Linked DNA regions of Mus musculus: regions 2, 3, 4 and 5 are each linked to region 1. The links are chromatin loops, found by intact Hi-C in ENCODE. Cell type or tissue: left cerebral cortex. All regions are shown on one strand. Links, peaks and the distances in the headings refer to the core of each region. The heading gives the core; the rest is flanking DNA. Region 1 overlaps Prkacb (protein kinase, cAMP dependent, catalytic, beta). Region 2 holds the start of Rpf1 (ribosome production factor 1 homolog). Region 3 holds the start of Ctbs (chitobiase). Region 4 has its middle 18 kb from the start of Gm40167. Region 5 has its middle 33 kb from the start of Uox.

Region 1 (6,454 bases), core at 421-5,420:
TTGCCATCAGAGATGCCAAACCATTTTAACACAACAGTCTAAGTCTGAACATTTTAACAGGTCCTAAAGATATGTAATATATTACACAATTTGTTTAATCTATTTTATACATGATATAAAATACAAGGATGTAAGATTTTGATGTTCATCATGTGACAAATATATAAAATTTTACATAGAATAATGTGCTTTTATTAGAAGGCCTTTTCTGTAAGACTCCGAGTGACTTTTACATATGCATTAAATAAGATGACAAGCCTGATACAATATACATAAATGTTTCTTTTCACTTCTGAAACATAAGATTAGTTATAAATAAAAGAAATGTAAAAGTAAGCAGATCATTGTTTATGCTGTAGAACAAAAACCATGTGACATAGAATAGAATTAAATAAGAATAACACTGATATTTTGTTATTGATATTTGTCCTAGGTACTTATAAAATTTAAAAAAAGAACAAAACAGCTCAACTTAATTTTTTATGAACTTTCTCACCATCCTGAAAAAAATCCTTATGCAAATCAAAAAAAGACAAAACTGGATTCTTTGCATTTGATCCTGAAACTCCAAGTACTTTAGCTGCTAATTACACTGTATCAGTTTAAAAACAAAACCAAACCACTTACTTGATTTGTCCCATGAGGCAGTGTGCTCAGAGGCCCGAAGGCCGTCATCTTCCAGAGCTGCCCTGTGCTCTTGTGCGGTGCCTCTGGAGTGCCTGTGAAACAGGCGGCTAGCGAACCCCTCCAGCTTCTGGAGGGCGGTGGGCGTGCCACTGTGCTGGCCACTGGACAGTTCTTTGTGAGCTGCCATTCGCGTGCATTTACACTTTAAAGTAACTGCAAGTGTTTTCAGAAGGAGCTCAACTTCCTACCAAGACGCTAAGAGCTATGCATGTGCTAAACTTCCTGTCAGCAGGGTTTGCAAACCACTACTGTGGCTGTTTCCTGTTAATATAAAACAGCACATTAGCGAGCCTCATCTCTGCTAGACATGCATACTTTAAAACTTGCAATATCTGCTAAAGGTTCTAGGTTTGAGTGTTCTGATACTAATATGCAGGAGAATGAACACAGTAACTATAAAGGTTCATATACAGAGAAGGAGAAAAAGTATTTTTGACAATGTGGAAAACTAGTTAAACATGTATTACAACCCCATGCAAATAACCAGAGGCCAAATAGTAACACGCTAGAATTAGTTTACAGGATGTCAGCTGACAGACTGTATGAATCTTTATAAGTAGTTAACTTTTCATTAACATTAGTATGAAAAGGTATCAATGGATAGCATGTCATAACTAAGAAAAAATCTGAGCTAATTTCATAATTTCAAAAGAATCAAAGTTGCTAACTCACTGACTCAAGGCTAATACATATGAAAATTATAGAAACAGCATACCAATACTGCCTAATTAATTTATTTATAGATATGTGCCTGTCTATAAATAACATCTGAAAACATTCTAACATTTGGAAAGCTTGAGGAAAAGAAATCAGATTGGAATTATGAAATCATATAGTAACCATCTATTATAATTTTATAGGCTATTAGCCATACCAAGAAATTTTAACTGAGAAAAGAATCCCTGTTGCTTGGCTAATGACTGTCAAAGCCCTAACACAGAAGGCCGCTGCTTCTTTAGTCTAATTTAAGGATCTCTTAGAAACATCACATACAATAAAAAAAAAAGTCATGTCCAGTTTGCATGATAAAGGTAGCATTTAAGGATTTTGAGTATTTGCCTGTCTACATCATGCGTGTCAGAAATTGATGGTTTTCTCTTTGGAAGTTCAAATAAAGGAAAAGAGGGAAAAGAAAGGGAAAGACGTTTAAAAAGTCTTTGTCCTTCTGAAACATATCTGAATTCCTATTTCCTGTTAAGTATTTTAATGCAATAAATAAAAACAATAATGTTAAATAAAATAAGCAGTACCAGGCAGGTCACAGGCAGGCCTGCCAGGGAGACCCTGAGCAGAAAGCTCTGCCATTGAAACCCTGCAGTGACTCTCTGGAGTAATACCACCAGGGTAGACAAGCATACAGCAGGACCTACAGGACCAACCATTCAACCTTAAAATGTGCTGCTTTTAAAATCGTCAACTGTGTGTAATCAGTGATCTATTAACACGTGGAGATATCTTACAAGACAGAAAGACTAGGAGCCTGCAGTGTCTAAATGTGTCTGGCACACAGTGACCAGTAGGCAAAAAACAGATGAAAGCATTCAGTTCCCTTGACTGGCTCTCCTGAGAGAGTTCTGCTCCCTGTCATGCTGAGCACAGAGTGGTGGCGCTGTCAGCAGAGCACTGCTACATAACTGCTACATAACGAGGAAAGAAGCTGTCCTGCTTCCACGACCCTTGTCACGTCACACTAATACTGGCTGTCTATCAGCTTGTGCTCCTGTTGTATTATTTGAATTCATGAGCACATGATTACATATATGCATATTATTATATACTATAAGATTAATAAAGAATATAAGCATAACTTTTAGCACTCCAAAAGTCTAACTAAAATCACCATATACTAGAAAACATTATTGTTAATAACAGGACTCTAATTGTAAATACACTAGTAAGCATTAAGTAATTTATAGTTAATAATAGAAGTGATGGGCTGGTGAGATGGCTCAGTGGGTAAGAGCACCCGACTGCTCTTCCGAAGGTCCAGAGTTCAAATCCCAGCAACCACATGGTGGCTCACAACCATCTGTAACGAGATCTGATTCCCTCTTCTGGAGTGTCTGAAGACAGCTACAATGTACTTACATATAATAAATAAATAATTCTTAAAAAAAAAAAAAAATAGAAGTGATATTATTGGACCTTTCAAGGTTTTCTACAGTCAAAGTTTGATTTCATTCTTTTCTGTTCATTAAGTGCAAAGGTAGATTTCTGAAAACGCTCCTGCATTCATCTCTGCTGCATGGGCCTCCCCAGATAAGACTCCCATGGTGGTTCCTTGCCAAACCTAACTAAACATAGTATGTCAGCTATTATGCCTTTTAACAGACATCTAGCCAGACCTTTGTTTGATATTGCTTAAATAAAGTCCCACATTCAAACAACAACACAGGGATTCATTTAACTAAAATACATAAGATTTAAAATTATTATATCAAAAAGGTAAACTTAAACTGAGTATCTTGAAAATGCTATGTTTGATAGTTTTTTGTTGTTGGTTATAAAACTGGTTCCTTTTGTTCAAAAGACCTTGCAAAACATAGAATATTTAATTTTTAAAATATCTGTCTGTAGTAGTGTGACAGGAAGCTGTTGCTATGGTGGTGCCAGAGACTTGCTTTTTAGTTTAAAAGAACTCTGCTGGCATCTACTGCCTGACAGAAACAACTGCAGCTCCAGCTAAACTGGAATTACAAGAAACAATAGCAGTTTCTGAAGGTAAACGTGCTGTGAATGCCAAGAGATGGAACACACACACACGCACACGCACACGCACACGCACACACACACACACACACACACACACACACACACACGGTATACAGGCTTGCACACAGAAATAGCAAATATCAGCAATATATTTGCTAAATACTTTACCACATGTGAGATCTGCATTTGTGATGTTAAGGCTCCTATAGTCTTTACAAGTGAATAACAACACTGATATTATGTGATTCCCACCACCCACCTCAATGCTATTTGGGAACTCAACCAGGGGTCTCAAACATTCGAAACACAAACTACACCGACAAGATTTATTTTCAGATATTTCAAACACTGTATTTTGAGACAGGACTTTGTTATGTTGCTAAGGCTGGCCTGGAGTTTGAGATCCCTTGTCTCAGAGTCCTTGAGCACTGGGACAGCAGGACTATGGCACCATGCTCATCTGACCACGCCTACTTCAAGAAGAGGAAAAAGCCCTTAGGCTGCATGAGCTGACTCTCCAGAAGGACCTTTCAAGTCAGTTTCAGTTTTGGCTGGGGAGGGAGGTGAAAGTGGTGGTGGGCAAGATGGGCTGTTGGACCTATTGCCAAGTGTCTGAGACTCTGCCAGTGTATGCTTTCCTTCAGATGGTCGGACCTTGATACAGACCTTTAAGACTTTCAGTTTTATATCTGTATCTGTATCTTGATACAGATCTTGAAGCCTTTCAGTTTCATATCTGTATCTATGTTTGCAAACACACCGGGGCCTAGCAAAATTATGTACAGAAGTCTGAAGATTAAGGAAGACATGGGATCATATTTAGTATGTAATGCTTTCACGTGGAGGAAAAATGACACAGCCATGACCTTGTTATGTAAATATAGATTTACACAGCAAGTGAAATTCATGTAGCATAGCACAGTGACTGGCATTTACCTACACAGTCTGAATAGCTCATATTTTTAGTAAGGATTCCATTGGGTAGATTTATAACAATATACATATCCATTTACAATTAAACTTCATTTGCACCTATTAAAATTCAGGTGGCTGAATATATGTATCTACTCCTGGGTCTTAGTCTTTTATTTTATCAACTTGTGCCAAGTCCCTTCACATACCATACTGACTTGGAAGCTTCAGAATTGCCAGTCAACTTAAAATCTTACAGTGTAAATCTTCTAACTCCCATTCCATTACCTTTCTGCACTCTGTGTGTGTGTGTGTGTGTGTGTGTGTGTGTGTGTGTGTGTGTGTGTGTGTGGTTTTACTGCTGTGAACAGACACTATGACCAAGGAAATTCTTATAAGGGCTGGCTTACAGGTTCAGAGGTTCAGTCCATTATCATCAAGGAGGGAAACATGGCAGTATCCAGGCAGGCACAGTGTAGGAGGAGCTAACAATTCTATATCTTATTCTAAAGGAACAGGAAAAGACTGTCTTCCAGGGAGATAGGATGAGGGTCTTAAAGCCCACACCCACAGTTACACACCTACTCCAAGAAGGTCACACCTTCTAATAGTGCCACCCCCTGGACCAAGCATACTCATAAAGTCTGATTCCACTCCTTAGTCCCCATTGGCTTCTTCAAACACATGAGTCTGGGGGGTTATACCTAGCCAAAGTATAATAAAAAAATACATTTAGTCCAACTTCCAAAGTTCCCATAAACTACAGGAGTCTGAAAAATGTTAAAAGTCCAAAGTTTCTTCTGAGATTCATCCAATCACTTAACTGTAATCCCCAAGGCAAGACAGGAAATCCACTAGGCAAACTCCAAACTCTACATCTCCAAGTCTGATGGCAAAATGGTCTGCAGATCTCCAACTCCTTTTTCATCTTTGTTGACTGCAACAAACTTCTTTCTTGTGAGCTGGTTCCACTCCCTGTTAGCAGCTTTCCTCAGCAGATAGCCCATGGCTCTGGCATCTTGAACATCTTGGGGTCTCTAAGTCAACTTGAACTTCACAGCTTCTTGTTCCAGTGTCTAGGATCCACACATGATCCTCCAAAAGGCTTGGGGTCACATCTCCAGCTCTGCTCTCTGTAGTACTCTAGGCTCTGGTTGACTTCACTGCTTCTGTTGTTCTTGGTGGTCATCCCATGGTACTGGCATCTCCAATCTGCTGGGGTCTTCCGCTGCAACTAAGCTTCACCAATAGCCTCTCATAGACTCTCTCTTCATGGTGGCAAACCTCATGTTCTTTGCATGACCACTTCAGGCCTTGGCTATTAACTGCAACTAAGGCTGCACCTTCATAATGGCCTTCCATGGCCTCTCAGTGCCAAGCCTCAGTTGCTATCCATAACCCCTTCATACATTCAAACCCAGTACCACCTGGGTACATTACTAAGTCCTGCTGCAGCACAAGGTACAACCTTGGGTATCTCTGGAACACAGCTTCTTTGTGCTATCAGAAAAAAATTTACCAGAATATTTCACCTCAGTGATTTGGTCTCTTCTTAATCACTGCTAATTTCTTAGCTCCAGCTAACCAGCAGCAATTGTCCCAGTAGTCCCTTCAATTCTTGACTCTAAAGCCCAAGCCCCATAGCCAAAGCCGCTGAATCTGGAACATGCCCACCCCTCCCTTATTCTATTATCAGCTTTCGATTTTCTAACTCCCTCAATGCCTAAAGTTGGCTGTCTTGGAACTTGATCTGTAGATTAACCTTAACTCAGAAATCTACATGGCTGTGTCTCTGGAATGCTGGGATTAAAGGCCTGAATTTAAGCTTTTCTTCACCTAAGACTTTCTCTGTCTCAGGAAGGCCTTGAACTCAGAGATCTGATTTACTTTGACTTCTGGGATTAAAAGTGTGCACCACCATGCCTGGGCCACTGTTCCTCAAGATCCAGATCAAAAGTCTGTGTCTTCTAGCTCCAAGAGCCGGATCACAAGTGTGCTCTCCATTTCTGGATTGTAGTTCGTTCCAGATTAAAAGTCCAAACTATTTCCTGTTCAACTCCAAACAGTCTTACCCTGAGATCAGCACTCCCTTAATCTCTTCATCTCCTCAAATTCGGGATTTAGCTGCATTTCACTTCCTGGT
Region 2 (6,454 bases), core at 1,001-6,000, 260 kb before region 1:
TAAGAAAAACTGCTGACGACATCCACATCAAGGAGATGGTACCAGCAGGATTCTTATCAGGAACACTCAAGGACCCCTGCACTGCCTCTTCTAGTCACTCAACATTACAGCAGAAGTTCCAGTCAGAACAAAAGAAAAAATAAAGCAAGAAATAAATCTGTCTTTGGAGAAATAATTATCTAAAATGTAAAATGAAGCTAATATTTAGATAAACTACAAGAAGCCAGGTTAGGCAAGCTATGGTTAGAGGACCACTACCCTCGAATCAACGTTATGTTTACAAACTAGCAAACAAAGCGTTATGTTTACAAACTAGCAAACAAAGCCATCTTCAGAGACGCATGTGCCAGAGGGAAACTGAAGCAGGGCAGCAGGAGCAGCTCCAAGAAGACTTACGTAAAACCACTATGGAGAAGATACAAAATTTACTAAACCATATTTTTAATATTTAAGAAGACCTAAGTGAAGTAATGTATGCAGGTCCCCAGACTGCATCATCTGGTGCACTGCGTGCATTATCAGATGTTCTAGACAAATCCTAACGACAGAGACAGGGAAAGAGACAATGAGGAAGGGGAGAAGAGATATCTACATCTTGCGACCACCACGACGTCAAACAGCAACACACCAAGGGTGATCATTCACATTTGGTTTCTGACATTACCTCTTCATCATTGGGGTCTACTGTGGTCTCGTCGTAAACGCGCTGGTTGTCAATGGTCTTGGGAACAGGCTTTGGTGGAGCCTAAGTAAGAGGGGAAACACCGAGTGTTAGAAGCAGTTTATATTAACAACTTCACATTCCTGTGGGGAAACAAGACATTCTTCAAATAACCTCAGAACAACCTGTCCTTATTTCCATCCACAACCACTGTTACTAAATCCTAGGAATAGAGTGGGGGCAATGACACTACCCCTTAACAATCTGAGAAGACATACGTGGTAAATACAGAATGAAGTGACTTAAAACTAAGACAGGAATCACAAAAATTATCCCTGTCTAAAATAATATCTAACAGTAAAGGGAGTCAGCAGAATGGAAATAAAAAAAGTTTAGTTAGTTGCAAATCCAGGTGACTGTTTCTGTACTTCCCGCGATCTCCTCAGAAACGTGGCAAGTCTATCCAGCGACCCAGTAATTCTGTTTGGGGTTAATTTATGGAAAGAAATAAATTGTCTATGTGGTGGCCATTTGTAATGGAAACAAACATCAAGATAACACCCTGCATACCACATGACCAGATAATGCAGAATTATCATGCCGCCGAGTTTATGGTATCAACATACTTGCAAGGAGTACAGCAGAACTAGGAGAACACACAGATGCCACACAGTGACCTGAAGGAACGGTGAACTGAGGTGCTACTCAGGATGGGCGATGTGGATGTGTGTAAGGTGTGCAGTTGTGGAAGTTGGTTCTCTCCTTCCACCCAGTGGGCTCTAGAATTACACTCAGCTGGCCAAGCTTGGCAGCAAGTGCCTTTACCTTACCGAGTTCTCTTGCTGACTCTTATGTAATCTTTAAAGATAATTCCAGGAAGTCATCTTTCAGTCCAAAATCTGACTTTTTGTGTTCAGTTAGGCAGGGTGTGGTATATACCAGCTGAAAGCCTACATACACCCCAACCCAGGGCCAGCGATGTGTTAAAGGCCGGCCTGCACATGAATTTGCTGCAATCCGATGATAAGATTATATGATGTATTAGAATGCTGAAGGTCAAAATAATCTAATATTGATGACTTTAGATGTTTTAAACTGATCCTATTTGGACAGTGCATGAAAAGTAGTATGCTTAGTCTGTACACAGCCTGAATATGTTTATCTTTCTCAGAAATCCTATTCTCACTTGGTATTTATAGGTGGTAAAGGGGAGGAGAACCATAGGCTTTAAAAATCTTACACGCTAAATTATGAATTAAGCATATTTGTAAAAATTTTAAAAAACGAAAACTTTCGTCTTGTAACAATGCAGGAATATTTAGTAGTTCTTTTAGCTTCAAGTCACAAGAGTTAAACCCCAAGCCTAAAGTGGGAGTTCCCAGTTCCAACAGCAGGGAGAGCTTTCCCTGCCTCCTGAGCACACCGCGCTTACCACCTGCACACAAAGCACCTAGGAAGGCACAGCTCAGGGAAGTCCAGCAACTCCATCTGAGCGAGCTACTGAGAATAGGGGACGAGTTGTCACCACTATTTGCTAAGTTGGGTACAGAGTACAAAGGGATTTAGTACATTATTTTTATACATCTGAAATGTCTTAGAAGAAACCAACACAGTATCAGGAAATACTTCATAAGACAAAATACAAGGCTATAAACCTTACTTACCTTATCGCCAAGAGCCTCTCTCTCCTTTTTAAGTTTTTTCTTAGCTGCCAACTTTTCCTTTGAGATAAAAGCAAACAATATTGAGAAACCAGTAGTTATTTCATAAACTCATACTGAAACTACAAGTCAGCTCTGAGAAATTACTATAACCTTTTAAAATAAGCACATGAAACTTTTTAAAGGTCTGCTTAGATAGCCCAGGCTTGCTTCTGACTGACCATCCTCCTGCCTCAGACTCCTTAGTGTTTTAGATTACAGGTGCATACTCCCACTCACAACTAGACTTATCGATTTTTCTTTAATAGCTAAAATATTGAACTACAAATGGGCAGGCTAATCAAGAAGATTCATTTGACAAAGAGCTTGCTCTTTGTTTTGCTTCCATCAAATCAACATTAAGTCTGAACATTTAAACTTTCAGTAACTTTAATTTTTTACTATAATACTTCCAATTAATTAAACGTATGAATGAACAAGTACATTTTCCCCTAGTGGATGCGTTCTAAAGATTATGGGTATAATGGTTACTTCTCTTGAAAAGCACTGAAAATAGACAGAAATGGGAGATGAGTTCTCAGGACATTTCCAATAAGGTCACCACTAGTTATTCTTATAGGTTATAACCAAAACTACCTATTAAGGTCAATAGGAAGTTGCAAACATGTTCAGTTGTTACTTAGTATACACTATAATCTCCTGAATCTAGACAAAATGTCTGACACATTCTGTAGTGCCTACTGATCTTCAGTCCAAAAAAAAAAGGCTTTTAGGACATTCCTCCCTCAAAATTGCAAATCAAGCCCGGCGGTGGTGACGCACGCCTTTAATCCCAGCACTTGGGAGGCAAAGGCAGGCAGATTTCTGAGTTCGAGGTCTGGTCTACAAAGTGAGTTCCAGGACAGCCAGGGCTACACAGAGAAACCCTGTCTTGAAAAAAACAAAAAAACAAAAACCAAAAAACCTCCACAACTGACTGTTCTTCCACAAGTCCTCAGTTCATTCCCAGCAACCACATGGTGGCTCACAAACATCTGTAATGGGATCTGATGCCCTCTTCTGGTGTGTCTGAAGACAGCTACAGTGCACTCATATAAATAAATCTTTAAAAAATAAATAAATAAATAAAAAGAACTCCAGTAGCGACCTAGCACTTACGAAAAGATCCAGCCAAGGTCCTCCAGTAAGAGAACACAAATATAAAATCATGTGTTAGTTGCTGTGTATGCTGTAATAGGGAATTTTTAAAATTGTAATTTAGACACAAATGAGCCTCATGATCCTGGGCAAGGCTTACTTACAAGTCTGTCTAGTTTTCAGTGCGAGCACAAGGCGGAAGAGAGCAAACACAGCTATGACAGACACTTCACAGTGCTGAAACTTCACCAATGGTTCCTTGAAAGAGTCTGGGGCCACGTTTAGGACCTGGAGTTTACCACCAACGCTAGGCAGGCGGGATGCGCAAAGGCAGGGGGCGGACCCTCTGCCATCTCCGGCCAGAGGCTGGATCGTCGGTTCCAAATCCCTCGGCTTCCCAGAGAGTGCAACCCACGGAGCAGGCAAGGGCCGGATTCCCCTACGCCAAGCTCATCCGGCAAAAGGCTGACGCTGGGGACCCCGTAGCCAAGCGAGGGGCTGGGGGCGCGCCTCCGGCCCCGCCCCTTCAACCCCGCGCGCCCCCGGCCCCGCCCCTTCAACCCCGCGCGCGCACGTCGCCCCCCCCCCAGCCCCGCGCGCTCCCGGCCCCGCCCCTGCGCTCGTGCCCCGCCAACCCCGCGCGCGTACCTTCCGCTGCTGCTGTTTCCACCGCGTGAACATCAAGTGTCGCCGCTGCTTGTTCTTAATCTCCGAGATACTGAAGCCCGGGGGGAAGGCGGCCGCTTTCGCGGGCTGCACCCCGCTCTCCGCCGTCCCATCGCTCGCGGCCGCAGCCTCTTGAGGCTCTTCAGCGGCAGCTTTCCTCTTCAAGCCTCGCTTGCCGCCACCAACACTTTTCTCGCCGGCCTTCGCCATGTTGTTTACGGCTGTACGGAAACGGAAGTGCTCTCTGTCTTTGACCCGGGTCATACGGTTTTACTTCCGGGGCCGCCAAGTTCCGGAACTAGCGCTTTGCTTTATGGATTAGCTATGTAAGAAAGTGCCAAGGCTGGACGCTGGTGGTGGCGCACGCCTTTAATCCCAGCACTAGGGAGGCAGAGACGGGCGGATTTCTGAGTTCGAGGCCAGCCTGGTCTACAGCCTGAGATCCAGGACAGCCAGGGCTACACAGAGAAACCCTGTCTCGAACTCCCCTCCCCCCAAGAAAGAAAGAAAGTGTCAAAATTCAGAGTTCGTTCCCGACTGTACATTATTTCTAATAGAACAATTTCTAAACAGAACAAGATTAAAAAGAGAGCAAAGAAGCATCACACTTCCAACGTTCTCACTGGTCTCAGACTTAATGCTTATGCAGCAATGCAGGAAAATCCTTTCATCTGAGATAAACTGATAACGCCTACCAGACAATGGAAACGGCCAGCTGCGAGGCCCCTTAGCAGCAGCAAACTAGTCTACCACTCAAACACCACAGACACCAGAAGTCAGACGAAAATTTAGGAGAGAAGAAGAGGCTTGAAGTTGAATAGATTCTGTGAGGGTTTTGTAAAGACGCTGTGTTTTGTGTAAGATGTAGTCCTCTTGGTGGATTTTGAGGGAGAAAATGATCAGGCATTTTGCTTTATTTTTAAGGCGCTACGGCCCTGACTCAGGCTTTGTAGATGCTAAGTGAGTGGTTGTCATAAAGCTGAATTTACAGTCTCCTTGATTTACACATAAAAAACAATACTCATAATAATTATTTAAGGGGACTGGGAAGATGGCTCAGTGATTAAGAGTACTGACTGATCTTCCAGAGATCCTGAGCTTAATTCCCAGCATCCACATGGTGGCTCACAACCATCTGTAATGGGATCTGATGCTTTCTTCTGGTGTATCTGAAGACAGCTACAATGTATTCATATACATTAAATAATTCTTTTTTTTTTTTTTTTTTTTTTTTTTTTGGTTTTTCAAGACAGGGTTTCTCTGTGTAGCTCTGGCTGTCCTGGCACTCACTTTGTAGACCAGGCTGGCCTCGGACTCAGAAATCCGCCTGCCTCTGCCTCCCGAGTGCTGGGATTAAAGGCGTGCGCCACCACGCCCGGCTACATTAAATAATTCTTAAAAGTTATTTATTATTATTTAAGAAGAAACTAAGGGAAGATGGGTGGAGTGAGAAATGTTAATGAATTGAACAAAGGTAGTATTCGCACAGCTCTCACCTTAGAGAAAAATGAGACAGTTTATTCTGGAGCCAAATATGAGTGGCCTGGAAACATAGGTTCAGGCATCCCAAAATTCCCTTTTCCAAGGTAGAAGCAGGTTCCTAAAGCCTTTTTTATAGTCATAGAACAAAAACTCGTAAACCAAGACACTTTCCAAGTCTGTTGTTGGAGCCACTAAGTAGGCAGTTACTTCATAGTGAGAAATCTCAGCTACAGGTCTCCAGTCACCACGGAGCTGAAACCAATCCTATTGGTTAGTGATGTAACTGTTGTTAAGTTGTAGCAGAACATAATTTATGTTTGTGGCAATGCTGGTGTAAATCCACCATGATGACAGTCATATAAAATTACAACATTACGATTATGATACTATTCATTCCTTGACAACACTAAAAACAACAACAACAACAACAAACCTTGTATGTTAACTGGCAGATGTAATAGTGCTGGCTTAAATATTTGCTTTCCTACACTTTTAATTTTTAGATTGTATTCCCATTTCCATTTTTGTTTCTGTAAAACAGTGTGCCATGTTACACCTGTACAACTCATATGTCTCCTGTTTTATCATATCTCTTGATTAAATCAAAATACCATGCTGAGTGATTACCATATGCCACCAATATTTGTGTAAGTACACACTATGCTGTGTACACATTGATAAAATTGTGTAGTTAAAACATTCCCCAGAATGTATATATATCCATTACCAAGTAGTCCTAGTACTTGGAAATCCATCAATGAGAATATATTTTCTCTAAGATTTAACCTATACATTGTGATCAGACAAGAGACACAAACATTTTAAATGTAAGGTAATAAACAATAAT
Region 3 (6,454 bases), core at 698-5,697, 330 kb before region 1:
CGTAGACAGAGGCTTTTACTCATAGTGGATTTATTATAATCCCACATGGGTAGGACAGGCACAAAGGCGCATCTACTTCTGCAAGTAAGTTATGCAGTATGCTGCATAGACCTGCTCATGCTGGAATGTCTGTAAGTGCCACACACCCTGTCCTTAGAGTCACAATGACCTTAGAGTGGATGATGAGTCAGGATCTAGGGGTGTGAGTTAATTTGTTTAGCTAGAGAGGAAAGATTTAGAAATCAGAGGAGGCAGAAATGTTAGCTGTCTGTTTTCAAATGTGTGAAGAGTACCTTACTCTTACAGAGAGACCTGTTTCCAGAAAGTTCCCCAGATCAAAGGCCAGGAATGAGAAGATAATTTCCAGCCCAAGGTTAAGAAACTATCTGCAATTATTAGTCTTTACAATGCTGGGTTGGTTAGTAAACATTCTGAAAGAGCCACGCAACAGCTGAAACCTATTTCCTTTTGGCTTTTGGTTTTTGTAAGACAGGATCTCACCATGTAGCCCTGGCTGGCCTGGAACTATGTGGACCAGGATGGCCTTGACCTCAGCAGCAATCTGCTTGCCTCTGCTTCCTGAATGCTGGTACTGAGGACATGTGCTACAATTCCTGGCTTTGAAACCTACTCCTTATGGAAGGGAAAGATGGGTGTGAGGTAGGCCGGAGGACCTACTCTTAAATGCCAGGTAAGAATGGCCATGTGATTCCAGAAGGGGATGATGCCCTGTGCTGCAGGCTTTGTGTGAGTCTTAAACTGTCAACCTAATGCTGACAGTTTCCTCTATGTCAGGAAAATAGACTGTAGACTTGCCCAACCCATTGAGATTGCCGAGTGGAGTGGAGGCGCCGTGGCCCGGGGATGCTGTGCAGTTTTACAGGAGCCGACAGATTACTTGCTCAAAGGCCAGATAAGGACGGGCTCTGGGGCAGCTTGAAGACTTCCCCGCCCTGATGGAGAGTGGAGACGACTTGGCATCCATGTTAAGGTTGCTGACGTGGAGCTACATTGTCCAGGGTGAAATCTTAGCTCCACGCCTTACCACTGAGGCACATACCAGGTTTTAGGTGGAAAACCCCTGAAGAACAAGAGTACCTATTAAGGCAAGGTCAGGCCAAACCCCTGCTTCACACTTAGCATCATCAGATCCTCGGAACATCCGCCTGTGGGTCAGCTTCGCTGCCCGTAAGACAAGGCTGAAAAGCACACCTGCTTTACACGGCTCCTACTCTGATTGGACAGTGAGGGTTCAGTCCAGATCAGAGCCTGAGAGGAAAAGTAGCCGAGCAAAAGTCCTTCACCACCACGTTCATCAAGCCTTTAAAGGAGGGACCCTGATAGTGTTAACCGTCAGCCTGATGTTGGGCATGCCTATCTACAATCAAGTTAATTGTGGTGGGGAGACTCTGTCTGCCACTCTGGCTGCACCATTTTCTGAGGTCGTTTCAAGACTGCATTATGAAGAGGAAGGCCAGCTCAACATCTGCATGCATGCCTGCATCCTGTTTTCTGACTGTGACCGGCTGCTTCAAGACCCTGTTGCCGTGACCTCTTTGCCATAGTAGACTGTACCTTGAACTGTGAGCCAGGAAAAAAAGCTATCTTAGTTACTTCTTAATCACAGCCACAGGAAGAGAAACGAAGACAAGAAAGCAAACCTGGTTTCCAGCCTTTCCAGTCTGCCAGGATTAGAAATATATTAATTTGTTCCCGAGTATCCTTTGCTTTCCGCTCTTCTGAGAGAGCTCAGAGAGATCCTTGCTTTGACAACATTTTGGTTCTGGGAAAAGAATTTACATCATTTAAATTTTTATTGGTGTTTAGGGAGTGTACAATAAATTTAAACTCATATGCTATAATGGGTGTTTTAATTGTCATTATGAGTTTAATGACATTCAATTTCCTTTATAGCCATAAAGAGAATTTTTATTCCTGTTGCTACTTAAACAGAAGAATTCCCCAAAGAAAATGCCCAAATCTTCAAAGTGCGTTCTCCTTCCAGCATTCAGTACACGCTGAGCAGAGCAATCCAGGTCACACCCCCAGGACCTGATGACCCTGTTAGAGCCCCCTTCCCTATTCTCATAGCCAAAGGAAAGGCTTTTCTTGAGGTCATATCTCTCAAGCAAAATCACCGCACAGAGTTTATCTTTAAATTCTCTTTATTTAATGCTGGAAAATCACAATACACACTTAACCAAACATCTGGTAAATTGACAATAATATCACCCGTCCATTTTACATTTTAAAAAATACCCTGTGTAGAGACTTGGAAAAGAATGGTCTCAAACCGATTGAAGTTTAAAAAAAGAAAACAGGAGCTCTTGGAGTTTTACAGTGAACGTACTATTTACTACAAGCCAAGCACTGTGCTGAGCTATATTGGCAGGGGTGGGGTGCGGGGAGCAACGCCAAGCAAGAGATTCAAAATCAATTGTAAGATGAATGAGCAGAAAACGTTCAGACCACACAATCATGAAATGGTGTAGAGTGATGTAGAGTGATGGAGAGAATAAAAGTGGTAGAGTTACCTGCGAGTTACCCGGGTCAAGACTGTTTACCTAGCCCTTCCTAGCACTGGAGTGTAAGGAAGACCCCTGTCACATCTTACATTTACTCATAGGTAGTGCCCCCAGCAGCCGGGGTGGGATCCCAGTCAATTGGCTGCAAGTCCCACTTCTCCACAAAGTCCAGCATCAGCCCCGCCTTCTAGGGCCCACCTACCAAGCAGCAGGCTGGGTCGCTCTCCGTTTAGCATCAGGCCACGCCCCTCAGCAGAGACTCCGCCCCGCCTGCCCATAGGACATCAGGGCCCGCCCTTCAAGAGGCGTCATTCCCGCAGCCTCCACCCCAGGCATGGCGCTGTGTGGCCTCCCGGAATTCACTCTGCTGCTGCTGCCGCTGTTGGCACGGCTCTCGGCCGGGGACTGCCCGTGCTCCGAGGCTGCTCTCTGCCAACCGATCCGCCACCGTCCCGACTTCGAGGTCAGCACTCATTTGCCCGTCGGTCTGATACTCAAGGCTGTAGAAGTTGTGCGCTCACTGAGTAGCCTTAACCACCAGAGTCTTCCTCTTTTTAGATTTCCTTCAGAGGTTGGGCAACTTCCCAGGCCGCAGACTGTGTAATGCTCCTGCCTCATCAGATTCCCGAGGCCAGCTCCTCCCGCTAACCGCTCAGCCACCTGCGGGGAGGGTAGGAGAACCGGTTCTCGGTTTCCAAGGCAATGCACATTTAGTAGGAAAGTGTCCACCTCCAAAAGTACATCCGAAAGCAGGATGTTCTGCTAACCTTTGTACTTGGTACGGATTAGTTCTTTCGTTTATGGACAGTCACCCACCCAGGAAAGCGGCAAAAACAGCTATTTGAGTCCATTTTTCTTTAACCCAGCAGAATGGCGTATAAAGCTTACGGACTTACCACGAAGCATTGGTAAAATCGCGTGACCGAAGTTGATGACAGTGGCTGGACCTGGGGGTCAGCGATGTCAGGGGGTCCAGTCTCAAAAAATTTGTACAAAGAAGGAACAGTTGATGGGTCTTAAACTTATATTTGGTTTTGAGACATAGATATTTAAATGCTTGTGTTTGCATACATTGTTTAGAAAAATAGTGACAGTATTTTTGTAGACTGCCTACTGTGGAAACTGGACATTTTTTAAAAAGAAAAATTTAGGTGCATTAACGTTTCTTTGAGCAAGGGTCACTAGTAGCACTCAGATCATTAAGATCAGAAATTAAAGTTTTGGGAGAGAAAGAATTAGCTGTTTGGCAATGGATAGCTGTTACTTTTAGTTTCTGGTCCGGTGGATCTTTCCTACTGTGGTAGTTTGAATGGGAATGGCCCTCATGGAGTCATGTGTTTACATGCTTGTCCCATAGGAAGTGACACATTAACAGGTGTGGCCTTGTTGGAGGAAGTGTGTCACTGTGGGGATGGGCTTTGAGGTCTCCCATGCTCAAGCTCGGTCTAGAGTGGCTCAGTCTTTGCCCTGCTGCTTAGAACTCTGAGCTCCCTCGCCAGCATCACGGCTGCCTGGATGCTGCCATGATGATAAGGATTAAACCTCGGAACTGTAAGCCAACTCCAATGAAATGTTTTCCTTTATAAGTTTTGCAGTCATGGTGCTAATTCACAGCCAAAGAAGCCCTAAGACACCTGCTTAGAGATTAGCTGACTGGTTCTGATTGGCTAACTAGGAACTCAAGGGACTTGCTCAGCTGTTTCAGCCTAAAGCCCCTCCCCTCAATTAAGTGGTTTTATAACAATCTGATTTATTGCGGCACTCAACACTTAGTGGGTGATATAGTATTTGTGAGAATTTGTCATTACATGCTAAGAAAATTATACTCATCCATAAACTCGTAGTAAATGAGGCCTCACTAGCCTTTTGCTTCTTGAAATGAGAAGAGTGTAGATTATAAGAGTCTCCTTCCCCACTACATATATTTGTGTGGCAGAATTACAGGGGACTGACCTATGCTTTGAGAATGAACCCGTTTGTACTGGCAAATTTTATGCCAATTTGACACAAGCTAGAGTCACCAGGGAGGAGGAATCAATTAAGAAAATGCCCCCATCCAATCTGGCCATAGGTTAGCCTATAGGACATCTCCTGAATTAGTGATTGGTGGAGGAGGACCCAGCCTATTATGGGTGGTGCCTTTCCTGAACAGGCAGTCCTGGGTTCCATGGCGGTAAGGAGACTTTTTCCCTGACCTCTGCATCAGCTCCTGCCTCCAGGTTCCCACCCTGTTTGAGTTCCTTTGACGATGAACAGTGTGATATGGAAATATAAGCCGAATAAACCCTTTCCTCCCCAAGTTGCTTTGGTCAGTGTTTCATCACAGTTAATAGTCACTAAGATACCATTCCCCACCATGGACATCTGACACCCCTCCCTTTGTGTTCTCAAGATTGAGAGTAGTTGCTATTAGATCACAGGCCCTACCTAGTTGGGTTTTGTTTTGTTTTTAACAAGTTGAGTCTTAAATATGAGAATTAAAACACTGAGCTATCCAGTTTCACATTCTGTGTGTAGTAACTTTATTAAATGGTTGCTTGACAGAAAAAAATGAACTGCGCATAGTTAATTCGGAAAGGTAAAGGCATGCGAATATTCAATGACAGCCTTAACAATTATGGTTGTTGCTCTGCACAGCCCTTACTGGTCCATTCTCCTGTGGGCCCCTACATCTCTATTTTCAGTGCCAGTATAATGTGCCACCCCTTCTTGAAACTCTAATGGAACTCCAGAAAAATGAACAATTCTGTGGTCCTCAAATACTGCTTGAGAATACCACCTAGTTAATTTTATATTGTTCCTTTCTCTTTCAGCATTTCTGTGTCGTAGCTACCTTTTCAGGTCCAGAATCTCAGAACTCTTTTTAGTTGTGGGGAACCTGAGTTGTAGGAACTTTGTTCTAATCTGCAAATGCCCACTCGCCTGTAGGCTATCTTCTTTTGTCATCCTCCAGAATGCAGAGGTCCCCTCCCATGAAGCCATCGTGGATGGTTTCTTTCACCACCTAGATAGCAGATTCCTTGGACGTGGAATCAAGGCCCCTACATTTCCTTCCAGGCCTTGATGCTACTGTCATTTCCTAATGGATCTTGGTATTTGTTAACCTCTGTGCCTCTAGCGCCTAGCAAAACACCTCTCCTACATTTTCATTAAGGTTAGCTCTCTCCATAAATGAATACCGTCAGGTAGAAGGAACATGGCCAGTGAAGCTTTTGTGCTTCTAGGATCATCTCTGAGGGAGAAACACTGGAGGGACATTAGCTACTTTAAACTTGGACTTGACTACTCTTCTAAGTCGGCTTCATTCAAAAGCACACGTAGCAACTTAAGCAGTGTCCATGGCTCCATCTGAAACAGGCAGAAGCTTGAAGATCAGCAAACTCTGTGAGCTCTGGTGCTCCACCCTTTGCTGAGGTCTCACTCATGAGTTCTGGCCACATTCATCCAAACTCGTCCCCTTCGGTGGTTCCAGTGTGGGTCCCTCTTTAATCCATTCCTCATTTCAGCACAAGGGAATTTTCTAGGATGCATTCCTTTTCCTTTGAAAAAATACTTGTGTCTAAATATTAGGTGAGGAGTATTTCAGGCAAAGAACACATAAACCATACAGATGTAGAGCTGGTGGTTCTCCTCATGTCAATGGTCACACTTGTGTGTTTATAAAAATATAATCGACAGTAAAAGTACGAAACCTTAAATGAAGCTCCGTGGCTCCAAAAGGCCACCCAGTCTGTAGAGAAGTTCACGGAGTTGCAGTCTGAGTGGCTACCTTAAGCTAGACGAGTGAGGTTTTCATGTGAGTCCATTACAATAGGTGGTTTTATTAAATAAAAATGGTTTTGTTCTCCCCATTTCCCTCAGGATACTAACTTTTCAACAGGGCTGGCTTTCATGAATTACCCCAGATTCAACAGTCTGTGTTTTATGCT
Region 4 (6,454 bases), core at 609-5,608, 460 kb before region 1:
GGGAACATTTGGTGGGACCCAGATGCAAACCCCAGGCATCTGCTCGGAGAAGAAGCAACAGGGTGCCCTGTGATAAAGCCAGCAGGGATCTTGCTGTACAGTCGGGGAGGGCTAATGGGCTGTGTGCGGCTACCAGCCAGGGAGTGTGTAGCACGCTCCTTACAATACAGAACATCCATCTGTGGAGGGAGTTTGACAGCCAGGCTCTGTGCCCGCCCGTGTGCCTGTGCCACTTCAGAGACCTTGAGCCCGCCATTGTTCATTTGTGAGCTCCCTGTGTGTGATTCTGGGAGGGCAGGTCTCAGTGCTCCGCTGTGCTCCCCTCCCCTCCTCCCTCCCACTGCACCAGCACCCTCCTCCCTTCCTGCTTCCACCGCTCAGCTGTGGCAAGCATTTGGTCATATCTTTCTCAGAAAGCATCGTCTAAGCAACCGACTTGGTCACCTGGATAAAAGTCACGTGAGAGAGTCGGGTAGGAGCCGGCTAAACATGGAGGAAGGAGGCCCGGATTCCGCTTCCTGCTGCCATCTTAAGCTGCTCTGAGTTTTTACCGTTAGCAGCAGTTTATTTTGTTGGACTTTTTTTTTTCTCATGGGGCAGTATTAACAACTGCATGGCTCTTGCTCTGTGTGCTCCCTGACCCCTGCCTATGGAAGACATGGCTAATCAGTCACTGTGCTGTAGAACCTTAGACTTGGCCTTACCGCCTTAGTATAGAGCTCTGGAAGATGGATGCTCAGTGATTTGAAAGCACTCGAGATGAAGTGGATTTCCCACACTACCTTAAAGCAATACATCACCTGGGAACGAGAGAGAGGTCAGTACCAAGAACAGGCGGTAGGTAGGTAGGTAGATAGATAGATAGATAGATAGATAGATAGATAGATAGATAGATAGATAGATAAATGATAGGAAGGCAGACAGGCATATAGATAGGTTTGTTTTTAGTCAGTCAGCTAGAGATTGTTCAGTGGTTAAGAGGTAAGAGAGAGTATTGCTGTTTTTACAAAGGACCCAGAATTTATTCCTAGCACCGAGCTGGCATCTCCATAAATCCAGTTCCAAGTAGATCAGATGCCTTCTTCTGCAGTCCTAGGCACTGCATGCCTGTGATATATATAAACATTCAGGAAAAACATACGTAAATACAAGATGAAACTTTTTAATTTTAAAGTTTCCAAATGTGGTAGCACGTGCCTAAAATAGCAATCAGTACTTGGAAAGCTAAGGCAGGAGGATTTCTGTGAGTTTGAGGCCAACCTCGGCTACATAGTAAGAAGACTCTTGTCTTTAAAAAAGTATTAATAACCCAGGCCCAGAAAGACAAACAACACAGGGCTTTCTTTCCCATGTATATTCAGCTTCAAAGCTGTATGTCTGTGCGTTTGCTTTGGAGTGTCTTTAGGGGTCAGGAAACTAAAATGGGCCTTGAAAGGTGGAAGGGGAAGAGACCTGTAGGAGAAAGAGGATAATAGAATGCATGGGAGGAGTTTGAGAGTAGAAAGATTTTAAAGGAATGAGGTGGGAGGGGAGAGGAGGGGATGGGGGTAAGTTACCCAAATCTGAGGGTTATGAAAGGCTTTACAGAATCCAGTACCACACAAGCTAATTTAAAATACAGACTTTCAGGGGACTTTGAGTGGAGAGACTTTGCCCGGGTGGACATAGTGTCCAGGAGCTGTGGATTAGTAAATGAAAATCCCAGGGCTGTTCATGGGGTCCTGCCATGTGAGTTGTAGGTCGGGGAGGCCCTGACACTCTAACCCATGTGGCACACATTCACAGATACACGTAAATTAAGATCAAGCAAATTCTCTCCCCTTGTGCTTCCTAGGAGGGCAGGGATCCCCTCTAGAAGAACAGGGTGTCTGCACAGTTGTGATTTCGCTGGCCTGGTAGCCTGGTGTAGGTCACTTTAAGTAGAGTCTGGTCCTTCTGCGTCTCAGCCCACAGCTTCCTCCACTTGCTGACTGCACTGTCTGGCTTGGCAAGGAAGAAGAGGAAACCCACACGTTGCTATTTAAATCACAAGCAATTAATGGTTTTCAATAATGTTTGTGGTAAAAATAAATAAATAAATAAATAAATAAATAAATAAATAAATAAATAAATAAATAAATAAATAAATAAATGAAGAAATAAATGGTCCCCCTCGTCGAACGTGTAAAAGCAAATCCCCAGACTCACTCAAACAGTGGGTGATTGGACAAGGAGCCCGGTCGCCATTTTTGTTTTATTATAAATTCACCACTCACCACTGGGATACTTGAAGAGTCACCTCGCCAGTTGTAAACCTTGTTTCTCCTTGCCTGTACAATGGACATCAGGAAGAGTGCACTGACCTTGCTAGATAGATCAGTCACTGCTGAAGAGTTTCCATTCAAGAGGACAGCTGTCACCAAGATCTGCATAATACTCGAGAGATGAGCTGTCATTCCCAGAGCTCTGGTAACATTCAACAAACACCGGGAGGTGTGAAACCCGTGCCCCCTCCCTCTCCCGGCGCCCCCCCCCCCCCCCACCGCTCAGATGAAATGAAATACATGCGTCCTTCCCCCACCCCCCACTCCCTGCTCAGATAGGTAAAGCCATGAGGCTCAGATAAAGTCTAGGAGGAGTTTCTATTCTGATGGGGCTGCTGGAAAAACAACCCTATAGGGACCACTGTTGGGTGAAAGATGACTCCAGATCAGCAGGAGACCCGAGGGGACCCTCTCACCCCTCTCTATTTCAGATGTCTAGAGAGGGACAGGCACTGCATGCATGCTTAATGAGTATTAACTGGGAGCAGCTGAAAGCATTAAGGACCAGCGTGTAACAGATTAGCTCACAGGGAGTAACCCAAACACATCTCCTTGGGGTTACATTTATCAGGGCACCTCGCTGGGTGTTCTCGCCGTCAGGAACCGCTTTGTAACCACATGCCCACTGCACCAAGGCCTCTGCCTTAGGAAGCGGCGCTGTGTTTGTTCACCCAGCGGAGCTTCCAAGGACATGAATTAAACATTTGTTCCTCCCAGCTCTGGCAGTTTGCCGCATTCTTGCGGAGGAAAGTCTAAAATGGCTTTGTTCTTTTTGCTGCAATCAAGGAGGGACCTGGAAGCAGAAGATACGGTAAGGCGAAGATCTTTAATTTGGCCACTAGGTGGCAAAAGAGTTCTACTGAAGATACTGCAGGCAGCCCAAGGCACTCTTAGGGAAATCCTAGACAGGTTTTCAGAGCAGGACAGGTTCTGTGAGAAAAGATCTCAGGGAAATGAAGGAGCTAAACTGATGCGAACAGCCTCTAGCACTCTGATCAAGACTACAAATCAGGATCCCAACTTCTAGAACAATCTTGTTCAACAAGCCACTCCGTTTCCCCCTCTTTAGGTATGCTCGTCTTGTATTCTCGGCGAAAATACAATAAGGAGGTGAACGTGGCATTTCAAATTAAAATTTAAACGTGCAGTTGCCAGTCTCGCGGTAGACACCTCTGAGATGACCCAAAGGCTTCGGACTCATAATTCTAACCCTCTTATGTCCTCGATCCCACCCCTTACGTCCTTACCCCGGCTGACCAGCAAATGTGCAGGTCAAATGCAGATGGAGACTCTAGCCAGCAGACCCGAATCCAAGCCCATTTGCCAGGTTCCCAAACCTTGATGTCTAGGCTTTCTAAACAAAAAGAGGAGGAACGACTCCATCATCAAATTCCCACCCAAAGACCATAGACATTCATCAGAAAGTGGACTTACTATCATTTTTATTTTAAAAATATTTATGATTGTGATGGATTGAATGAGATGTTCCCCCAAAGTCTCCAGTATTTGAATACTTGGACACCAGTTTGCAGTACTGTTAGGGGCAGCTTGGGAGTTACGGCCTTGCTGGAGAGCAAATGTGGACTTTGAGAGCTTAAAGCCTTGGCCAGTTTGAGTTGGCGTTCTCTGCTTCTTGCTTGCAGTTTGAAGAAGTGAGCTCTCAGCTTCCTGCTACGGCTCCGCCCATCGCGGCTCCGCCCATCGCGGCTCTGCCCCTCTGCCATCATAGACCTTTACCCGTCTGGTACTGTAGCCCAAGTATAACCTTCCTTCTATAACCTGTCTTGGCCACGTTGTTAAGCAGTAGAAAAGTAACTAAGACGCGGTCTTTTAAATTTTCATATACCCTATCATGTTTCAAAAAGGTCTTACAAAACAACTAAGCCACCCACACGTCTCAGAGACCAAGAAGTGCTTGAATGATGATAGCCCTTTCAACAAAAACTATTAAAAATATTTACTGGGTGCCACCTTAGTTAGTTTGTGTGAGTTATTTTACCTAATATCCTGTCAACAGAAATCATATTTGTCTAGCTCAACTGGCTCTTTTTTCTTGCCAACTATGAATTCATATTTTTGACAAATGAGAAATTTACACTAGTGGATCTACCCTGATGTGACCTTTTTCTTTTCCTGCCACTTTTGAGCTGTGTGAGGACACTGGGTGCTTGTGTGGCCTTGGTGATGCCCACATTTCTTAAAGCTTGTAGCTAGCTGTATTGTTATTTCAAACCATCTTAGGGAGATAGGTAATGCTGGAAGCACTTGGTTCTTCTTTTCCAAAGACCATTCTCTTGTTAAAGGGATCAGAGAAGAATCGATACCATTATAAATAAAGAATTGTGTTCCCAGGAGGAAGGAGCAGCTCTTCCTTATTCAATTATAATTAATAAATGAGGAGTTAAGGGAAAATCCACAAAAATCAGATACTGTGATTTTAAAAGACTCTTGTAGGTGACTCTGGATAAGTAAAATGAAGGCAAGGTCCCGCACATTGTGATTGTTCCTGTTCAGTATCCCATATTGTCCACATCCTTAATAAGGAGCAAAAAGATCACATTTCCCAGTCTCCCTGGCAAGTGGTTCTCACATGATTAACTTCTGGCCAATGGAATATCAACACCTGGTGGGTTAATTTCCAGGAAAGCTTTTAAAAACAGAATATAGACGTAGCCTTTTCCCTCCCTCTTTTTTCTTTGCTTCCCATCTAGAAGACAGATTTTATGGCCGCTATTATCGTGGATGCATGTGAAACATGAAGCAGCTGTAGGTATGGAAACCACGTGCTGACATGCAGACAGAGAGAGAAAAGGTCCTGATCACCCCGCAGAACTCCCAAGCCGGAACCAGTCTCACTGCCTCCAAACTATGCAAGCATTACACAGCACTCCACGTCAGGAGTTGGCAGCCAATAGAAACTTGAATGGACACAGGAGTATGAAAACCTGTGAGATAGAGAAAATGGTGAGAAACAGAGCTCTCTGTCTTTAAGTATATAATTTTTGTGCATAAAAAACTTTGGAGGTAAGAGTGTACACACACACATTGTTTTAATTATGGCTGAGGGATATTGGGCCACACAACAGAACAAGTGACATCAACCGAGCCAACAGTAGCTTGGTCTCAAAGCATAATCTGCCCCAAGCTTCGCAGGTCCCCTCTTCCTGGGTCATTCAGAAATCGGATTGTCTTGTTGAGGGAAGCTTTAGCAGAAACAAGTTATGGGGAACATGTTTCTTGGTAAAATAACAAAAGCACCATCTCCTTTTCTGTGCAGTTTTCTTAAAATCTCTTATGCACACGTCATCTTCTGTAGGGTAGGGAGCCACATTATACAAAAGCCTTACCATGTATTTAGGCATCCTGTCAAAGCAATAGGCAGTTCAAGCCATTCTGGACTGGGAGGACACTCAGTTGATACTTTTAGCTCTCTGAGGAGACTATAAATTCACATTGGTTAAGATTTTAAGGTTAGGGGTCTAGGATCCCCATAGAAGCCAATCTGCCTGCTGTTCTTTTCCGCTTTGATATGCAGAGTAAGAAAGGGGTTGCCAGGCAAAAAGGTGAATTAGAAGTTATTTTGTAAATGCTGTAGCGTTAGTTCATGCGTTCATCTGTCATGTCCATACATCTGTCCATCCGTCCACCAGCAGTAGGGAATGACACTCTGTGTCCGGTGCAAAGCTCACTGGTAAATAGGACAGTCCTTGGCAGAAAGAGGACTCACATGAAGATGTTCTCATACAGAGCCAGTGCGACCTCATTTTATTTCCCAACCCAAGGTGGGGAAAACCCAACGGGATTACCAATATGAAAAAGTAGGAAGTAAAACTCAAGTCTTAGGAAATATTGATTTTCCCTGGGTATTGACATGTTAGCCTTTGCATTGCCCCCTTCAGTGTTCATTGGAATACTTTATGTCACAAGAAGCTAGAACCTGAATGCTAAGTCATTCCATCTCCTGGCTTAGAGAGGTGGGCTGTTCAGAATACCGGTTTAGGGCAGTTCAAGATACCAGCTTAGCATATATCTGCTATATTTGCGTGTCGCCTCTACTCATGGTTGAAACTGGTTTGTTACTGCTGCAGTGTTGCAGGAAGTGACTTTTGAGAGATGGCTCACCGAGAGGCACAGCCTTTACAGAAGGACCA
Region 5 (6,454 bases), core at 485-5,484, 220 kb before region 1:
TTTGCTTCCAACCTTGACCACCTTCTCCCAGCTAACTCTCCCACTGACTTGTGTGTTGGAGTGATATTTTTGTATACCGTGTGAAGATGTGTCTCTGTCCTTCCTTCGCCCGCCTAAGGCATCTTCTGATTGGCTAATAAAAAGCCTATGGCCTATTGCAAAAGGCAGGACAGTAAAGTGGGACTTTCGGGCAGAAAGACAACTCTGGAAAAGAGTCAGGTATGGCAAATTCCCCACCCAGACTTGGAGGAAGTTGGATGTATGAAACCGAGGACTGGTAACTAACCAGCCACGTGGCACATATAGCATAGAATAAATGGGTTAATATAAGCTCAGGGCTCATAGGGGAGCAAGCCTAGCTTAAGGCCTAGGTATTTACTCATAAATATAAACCTCTGTATCATTACTCAGGAACAAGAGCGAGCATAAAAACGCCGGGCGGGTTACACTCGTGCTTTTCACCCCGTGACTTCTTCGATATCTTCTGTGTCAGCCCACGCCAACCCCTCCTCTCCACACCAGCTTCACTACCTGCCTCATCCTCTGCTGCCTTCTTAACAGAAGAACAGTTTCCTCTTCCCTTCCCTCGGCTATTCCCAGCTATAGCAGAATCCACCCCACTTCTTGTTTCTGACTTTTAGCCCCTTTTGTTGATCTGTTGCAGCCGAAGGAAGCCACTCAACCATGTCTGTTTTTAAAATATTTCTTTTTGTTGAAATTATAATCACATCGCTCCCTTCCCTTCCCTCTCTCTAGCCTTTCTTCTGTACCTTCTCTCTCTCTCTCTCTCTCTCTCTCTCTCTCTCTCTCTCAAGTTCATAGCTTCTTTGTCTTTAGTTGTTATATACATGCAGTCCTAAGTATGTAAACACAACCTGCTTGGTCTACTGTTGCTTGTATGTATGATCTCAGAGCTCACCTCAGTTCCCTGTTTCCAGCCTTACAACCTATCTGTTGTGTGTAGCTTTGTTACCCCATCTAAGCTCCAGGACCGGGCTGTGTTACCATCCCCCACCCAGCTTCCCTTGAATCCACCGATAAGACACAGATACACAGCTGTTCAATTTTAACTTGCCTTTTGATCCAATTATTGGGCGCTACTATCTCCCTCTTAGAAAAAGCATGCCCTTATGAATATTCTTATCTCTGCACCTCCCACCTGCCCTAAACTTTAGTTGCTAAGTTACATCTAGTCCCTGCTAAATGCCCCTGACCACCTGCTATAGGAATGGCCTGTATGTTTCTAGATCTCACATGGCTGGTCAACTTATCTCCATCAGAAGCATGGCCAACTCATCTCTCCTCTCTTCCCTTGCATTTGTCCCTTGCTTCCAGGGACCTGGAAGTCCTTTATGTCTCTCCGCTTGCCTACAGAGACTCAGAAGTCCCCCTTATCCCTTCCAGCAATTGGCCCATCGCTTCTTTACTAACAGAGCAAGAACCAATTGGGGAACAGGACCTTAGCATCAGAACCACCTCCATACCTATCCCTCAACACTGTCTAGATAAGCTTGCTTTCTCTCTGTCTCTGTCTCTCCCTCCTCCCTCCCCCTCCTCCTTCTCCTCCTCCTCCTTCTTCCTCTCTCTCTCTCTCTCTCTCTCTCTCTCTCTCTCTCTCTCTCTCTGTCTCTCTCTGTGCTATGCTTCCAATGCAGGGCCTTGCTCACATCAGTCCAGGTCTCTGACACCGAACTAAAACCCTTCGTCAAGGCCTTCATCATTGTTTTGACAGTTTTCCTTTCTTTGTCTTCTGAAGCGCTGCTCTGGCGTGGAGATATAGCCAGGCTCTGTGCTTTCTTCCCAGCACCGTCATCCCTAACTCACCAGCCCCATTCAAAATCTCTCATGTTTCTTTCCTAGCTGCCAGGGGTCCCAGAAGAAAATGCATGCTTCCTCTTTTCCAAGACTCGGCCTGCATGCTTGATCATCGCTGTTGCTTTCTCTTCACATTCTCTTGAACTCGGACAGACCAATCAGGTCTTCCCTCCCTGTTCATTGGCTCATTCCTTGCATTTGAAGTACTGCCCGATGACACACTAGGCCTGGGCTTCTTTGCCATTGTCCTTAACCATTGCACAACTGCAACCAACCACTTTCTGTGGCTCCCCTTCTCGATGGATTTTTACAGAGGCCTACCCATTCTCCTGGTTTCTTGTTGTTACCAACCTTGACAATATGGTGCTCGGCACAAAGTGCCCCCACCAACTTGACATACACGGGCTCATCACATTTGGATGCAAATGCACAGAGATGGGCGTGGTGCTTGTCTAAGGCTTTGGCAGTTTTGCATATGCCTTGTGCTAGGCCATTGTGGATAAGGGCGGTCTTCAGCACCTCTTATAGAGCAGTGTTGACATCCATTACACCCACAGCAGCTATGCCTTCCTTGGCCATGGTGGTGAATATTGGTGGTGCTGAAATTTGAACGCCCGAACCTCTTCCTCTGCTCAACAGGGACTGGGGACAGCTGCTCTTCCTTATTAACCTTCAGTCTCCCGTCTGTTAATCTTAGGAAGCTTAGCTCCTGTGCCTTCTCCCTGTGTGCTGTCTGGTTGTTTTCTTCACATCACTATGATAGTTTTACATCGTTATCATTATTGTTATTATTATTTTACTTTCTGCCATTACATTCTTGTTTATCATTTAAGCTCACACTAAAGTTGGATTTCTAACCAGACTCTCTTGAGGTCATTAGGGCTCATCTTTCATGACCTTCCCTTTGCCTTTGACATTGCCCACTGTTCTTGTGAAATTTTATTGTCTTCTGATAATCTCTCCTAGCTGCCCTCATGAGTCTTTGGGTGCTCTGACTCAGTTCCCATTAACATACTGTCAAACAGCGTTGGCGGGGTACCCCAAATGTCCATCTAGCTCAGCCATTTTCATTTCCCACACCCTCTCTTTAGCTGATTAAACCCATGCCATGATTTTACCTTGGATGGACAGATTAATATATTGATAATTCTTCAGCCTGGCTACGGAGTCAGGCTCTGTTAGACAATAGCTTCATGGGCAGAGTGTAGTCGTGTGGGCTTACGTGTACATCTAAACTGTGATGGGCCCACTTCTGCCCTTCCTTGGTTTTAATGTTAGAAGTCAATTATTCCCAGGGAGAAAGAAACCAACATTTCTATGGAATTCTCTCTCTTTTATTATGAGTATTAAGTGATCATCAAAAGTTACCTGTTAGCAATACAAGTACTTTCTTGTCTTGGGTTTTCCCACAAGTTCTGATGGCCAAATAACTAAAATCAGTAGGTCAGAGCCACCGTAAGTGCCAGGCTCAACACAAGTTAAAAAACTAGAGATGAAGAGTCACAGGCAGCAGAAGACCTGGGCCTTGACAGATTTCCTTCATGTCTATGGAATGGGGGAGGGGGGCTGGGGGGGGCTGGGGAGGGACCTCTCTAGATTCTTTTATGTGTGTTTCTGAAATCCTTGGAATATAACTTTGCAGGTGAAATTCGAAGCTGTCTGATCAAAGTGTCTAACCTCATCTGTTTTGTTTTAAACTTGGGGCTGGAGGAGGCAAAACAAAACCAAGAAAAACAATGAATATGCCCCGGAAATCAAATCCAACAGCGTACGTTTCTGGTCAGCAGGGGGCGCACTGTTCCTTTACTCTGGGAAGATTTTTTTCACCTAGGCAACAAGTCTTCTTTAATAATGACTACATCCTAGCAACAGGAGGAAAAAATAATGAAAAAAAAATCAATACATTTTCTCCCTCGTGGTTGCTATTTTTTAAAATAGCTATTTTTGCCAGTATAATTGAGGCGTGTTGCCATAGGACGGGATCCTTGGTTGTCTTTTTGTTGTTTCTCTGTTCTGTCCAGTCTCTTTCTGATTGGGGGTGGCAGGGGGTGGCTTGGGTGGTGGGATGGAAGGCTGTGAGGGTGTTAAAAGCTGTAATGGGGGCTGGGGCTGTGGCACAGGTCAGCATCTCCTGACATAGAAACAAAGACTCTGATTTTCGTTAAAATGGTCAAATCAGCCAGACTGGGTTGCTGTCTGTGACGACCTTTTGTTTGAGTGAATTGATTCAAGGAGACAGAAATGGGAACATGATGTTCTCAGAGGCGGCTGGAAGGATCCTGTCTAGAAGGCCGTGGGTAGCAGCGGATTGAGAACGGGAGAAAAGGGGCCCTCTCTTACCTGGATGCTACTTTGATTTTGAAGAAAACATTATACTCTGTATAATACTTTATGCATTCCGTATTTTTATAAAGAGGAAGAGATGCAATGGATTTGAAAATCAAGCCAGTATATTTCTACATAGCAGTTCATACAAGAGACCTAGCTTGGCTCATTAATATCTGGGCATGTTGGCAGTGCATATGTGTACCATGTGTTCATGCACAGCTATGTACATTTGTTTATATCTACTTAGCAAACATATATGCATATATGTAGACCCAAACCAATAATACAGAGGCACCAAAATGAAGAGAATTCTTTTTCAAAGGATTATACTTTCAGAATAATTGCTCCACTCTCTTACAGAGAACAATAATAGCTCACAGGCAGAAATATTAAAGATTAAAAAAAATTCTTTACTTCCTAGAATTCTTATTTGATTCAGAGAAATTTATGCCGTTTATTTCACAAGCACGTTTTCATCAAGAAAGAATTAGAAATTATGCCTCCAGTAAATCTTTTAATATACAGCCATTCTTATTCAATAATGTGTGTGATTGGATACCCTGTCAGGAATCTTCCCCTCACCCCACTGTGAAAATATTGTATGAACATTTTAAGAGAAAAGGAAATCTAGTTTAGCACTAAGAAACCCTACATCTTCTTCACCAAAGCCCTGAAATGGCTGACTTTTTTCCATAGTAATTTGTTTTGTTTTTCTAAAAGATAGTAGGGGTGTGTTAATTTGAAATTGACAGCAACAGTGTCATTGTCATCATCATGAACAACAACATCATCAACAACAAGAGCATCAACAGCAACACAGCAACGATGGATTTAAAGGGCACGGAGTGGGATTAGATCTTGCCTGTTAATGCAGAGATTCACAAGGCGCTAGTGAGGTCAAGCAGCAAATTCCCCTGTGGCTCGACCGTTACGCATTCCTGTTGTCAGAGATACATCACTAATTAATCCTACATAACCTTCCATCTCACAAACTGTTGCCCTTCAGATCAGAGGCACTAAAACAGTCTCCATCAAGCTCCCTGGCCTATTTCTACTTCCATATGATCTTTGGAAAATCCCTGCAGAAGGCTTATGCTTAGTTTACCTGTTTCAGGAAACCTGTTTTCAGACTAGACCCAAACTGGCATTCATTGAAAATCCTGGAGACCGGGGCTCAGCAATGGAATCCTGGCTCCCTCCTTGCCAGTCATGAGCACTGAGGCAACCCCTTGCCCTTCTCAGCCTTTATCCACTCACAGCAGAGAAGAGTCTGCTCCCTGACTTCCATCTTGTCATGACATGATCTCCTAAGTACGAAGTGCTCAGTGTAGAGCAAGACTCTCAGCACTGTAAATACTTCAGGACACGGAGCACTTTACCTTCCTGGTCACGGTAGCTCCACATGTGAAACAGCAAAGAGGAGGCAGAATTGAGGGCTAGAGGTGATTGTGAAGATGGAGGAAGGAAGAAAATGAAAAGTCCTCATGTCCCCAAAGTTACATTGTTGGATGTATTGGGTTTTCCCTCCAGACAAGATGCTACACACATCCCTGTGTGTCCTTGTACACAGTCTTGTACAAAGTCTCACGTGAGTGAGAACTACATCAGAAGTACAAATATGGTGGCCATCGGAGCAATCGATAGTGGATTAGATTGATTGCCGACAGTATCTCTAGTAAGATGAGAGTCAGGGCAGAACACTGAGCAAAACAGCTCGAGTTCAGATGGAAGAAAGGAAAACTTGGAAGATGGTGATAGGAGAGAGGAGGGAGGCAAACATTACACACATACATACACACATACACATAATACATACATCCCACACACACATCCCACACATACATACATGCCACACACACCACACATATACACATACACATACAAACACATATATGACATAACACATACACACGACATATAACAAACACACAGTTTTGTGGCCTCATCAGTTAAGGGTACTTGATGTTTTTGTAGAGGCCCTGGATCCAGTTCTCAGCGCCCACACAGCTCACAACCAACTGTAACAAACTTCAGTTCCAGAGGATCCCACTTATGCATGTGGTACACAGACATATGAACAGGCACACACACACACACACACACACACACACACACACACACACACACACATACGCGCACGCGCGCACGCGCTTGTACCTATACACATACACAAGGGACCATCTTTAAAACAACACACAAAAATACATGTATATGTGCATAACTTATGTGTGACTCATGCTTGTACATCAGAAAGAACATAAAAAAAATCCCCAATTATCTTTGGATGAGATTTTCAATATTGCAACCTGAA

Evidence for each region. A loop is a pair of places that touch in the nucleus more often than their neighbours do. Peaks named below come from ENCODE experiments on the same cell type or tissue, not always from the same donor. Only the 100,000 strongest peaks of a DNase experiment are listed, where the experiment ranks them.
Region 2: a loop joins it to region 1, with 6 times the contacts of the local background. A loop is called at or near these places in 8 of 42 quality-filtered maps.
Region 3: it touches region 1 in a loop (2.2-fold over the local background); 2 of 42 quality-filtered maps call a loop at or near these places.
Region 4: a loop joins it to region 1, with 4 times the contacts of the local background. A loop is called at or near these places in 8 of 42 quality-filtered maps.
Region 5: it touches region 1 in a loop (6-fold over the local background); 27 of 42 quality-filtered maps call a loop at or near these places.

The regions. Positions count from the first base shown.
Region 1 is chr3:146,780,520-146,786,973 of GRCm38, forward strand. All of the region lies in intron 1 of Prkacb (protein kinase, cAMP dependent, catalytic, beta), which reads right to left. Among named protein-coding and RNA genes, the nearest start is that of Prkacb, 29 kb to the right of the region's middle. In left cerebral cortex, for the core only: CTCF peaks have their summits at 2,253 and 3,331; DNase peaks (open chromatin) are centred at 2,194 and 3,319; H3K4me3 peaks cover 311 bases.
Region 2 is chr3:146,517,062-146,523,515 of GRCm38, forward strand. Rpf1 (ribosome production factor 1 homolog) reads right to left here and starts at 4,362. Exons shown (of 9, transcript NM_027371.3): 1 at 4,108-4,362; 2 at 2,326-2,382; 3 at 665-745. The coding sequence starts at 4,335. In left cerebral cortex, for the core only: CTCF peaks have their summits at 2,063 and 3,380 (motif pointing left); DNase peaks (open chromatin) are centred at 2,117, 3,388, 3,717, 4,398 and 1 more place; H3K4me3 peaks cover 1,970 bases; H3K27ac peaks cover 1,556 bases.
Region 3 is chr3:146,447,643-146,454,096 of GRCm38, forward strand. It overlaps Ctbs (chitobiase), which reads left to right and starts at 2,825. Exons shown (of 7, transcript NM_001293672.1): 1 at 2,825-2,988. The coding sequence starts at 2,860. In left cerebral cortex, for the core only: a CTCF peak has its summit at 2,853; a DNase peak (open chromatin) is centred at 2,815; H3K4me3 peaks cover 1,267 bases; H3K27ac peaks cover 653 bases.
Region 4 is chr3:146,324,986-146,331,439 of GRCm38, forward strand. No RefSeq gene overlaps it. Among named protein-coding and RNA genes, the nearest start is that of Gm40167, 18 kb to the right of the region's middle. In left cerebral cortex, for the core only: a CTCF peak has its summit at 3,130 (motif pointing right); DNase peaks (open chromatin) are centred at 1,908 and 3,078; H3K4me3 peaks cover 403 bases; H3K27ac peaks cover 196 bases.
Region 5 is chr3:146,560,876-146,567,329 of GRCm38, forward strand. No RefSeq gene overlaps it. Among named protein-coding and RNA genes, the nearest start is that of Uox, 33 kb to the right of the region's middle. In left cerebral cortex, for the core only: a CTCF peak has its summit at 3,597 (motif pointing right); DNase peaks (open chromatin) are centred at 3,611 and 4,016; H3K27ac peaks cover 335 bases.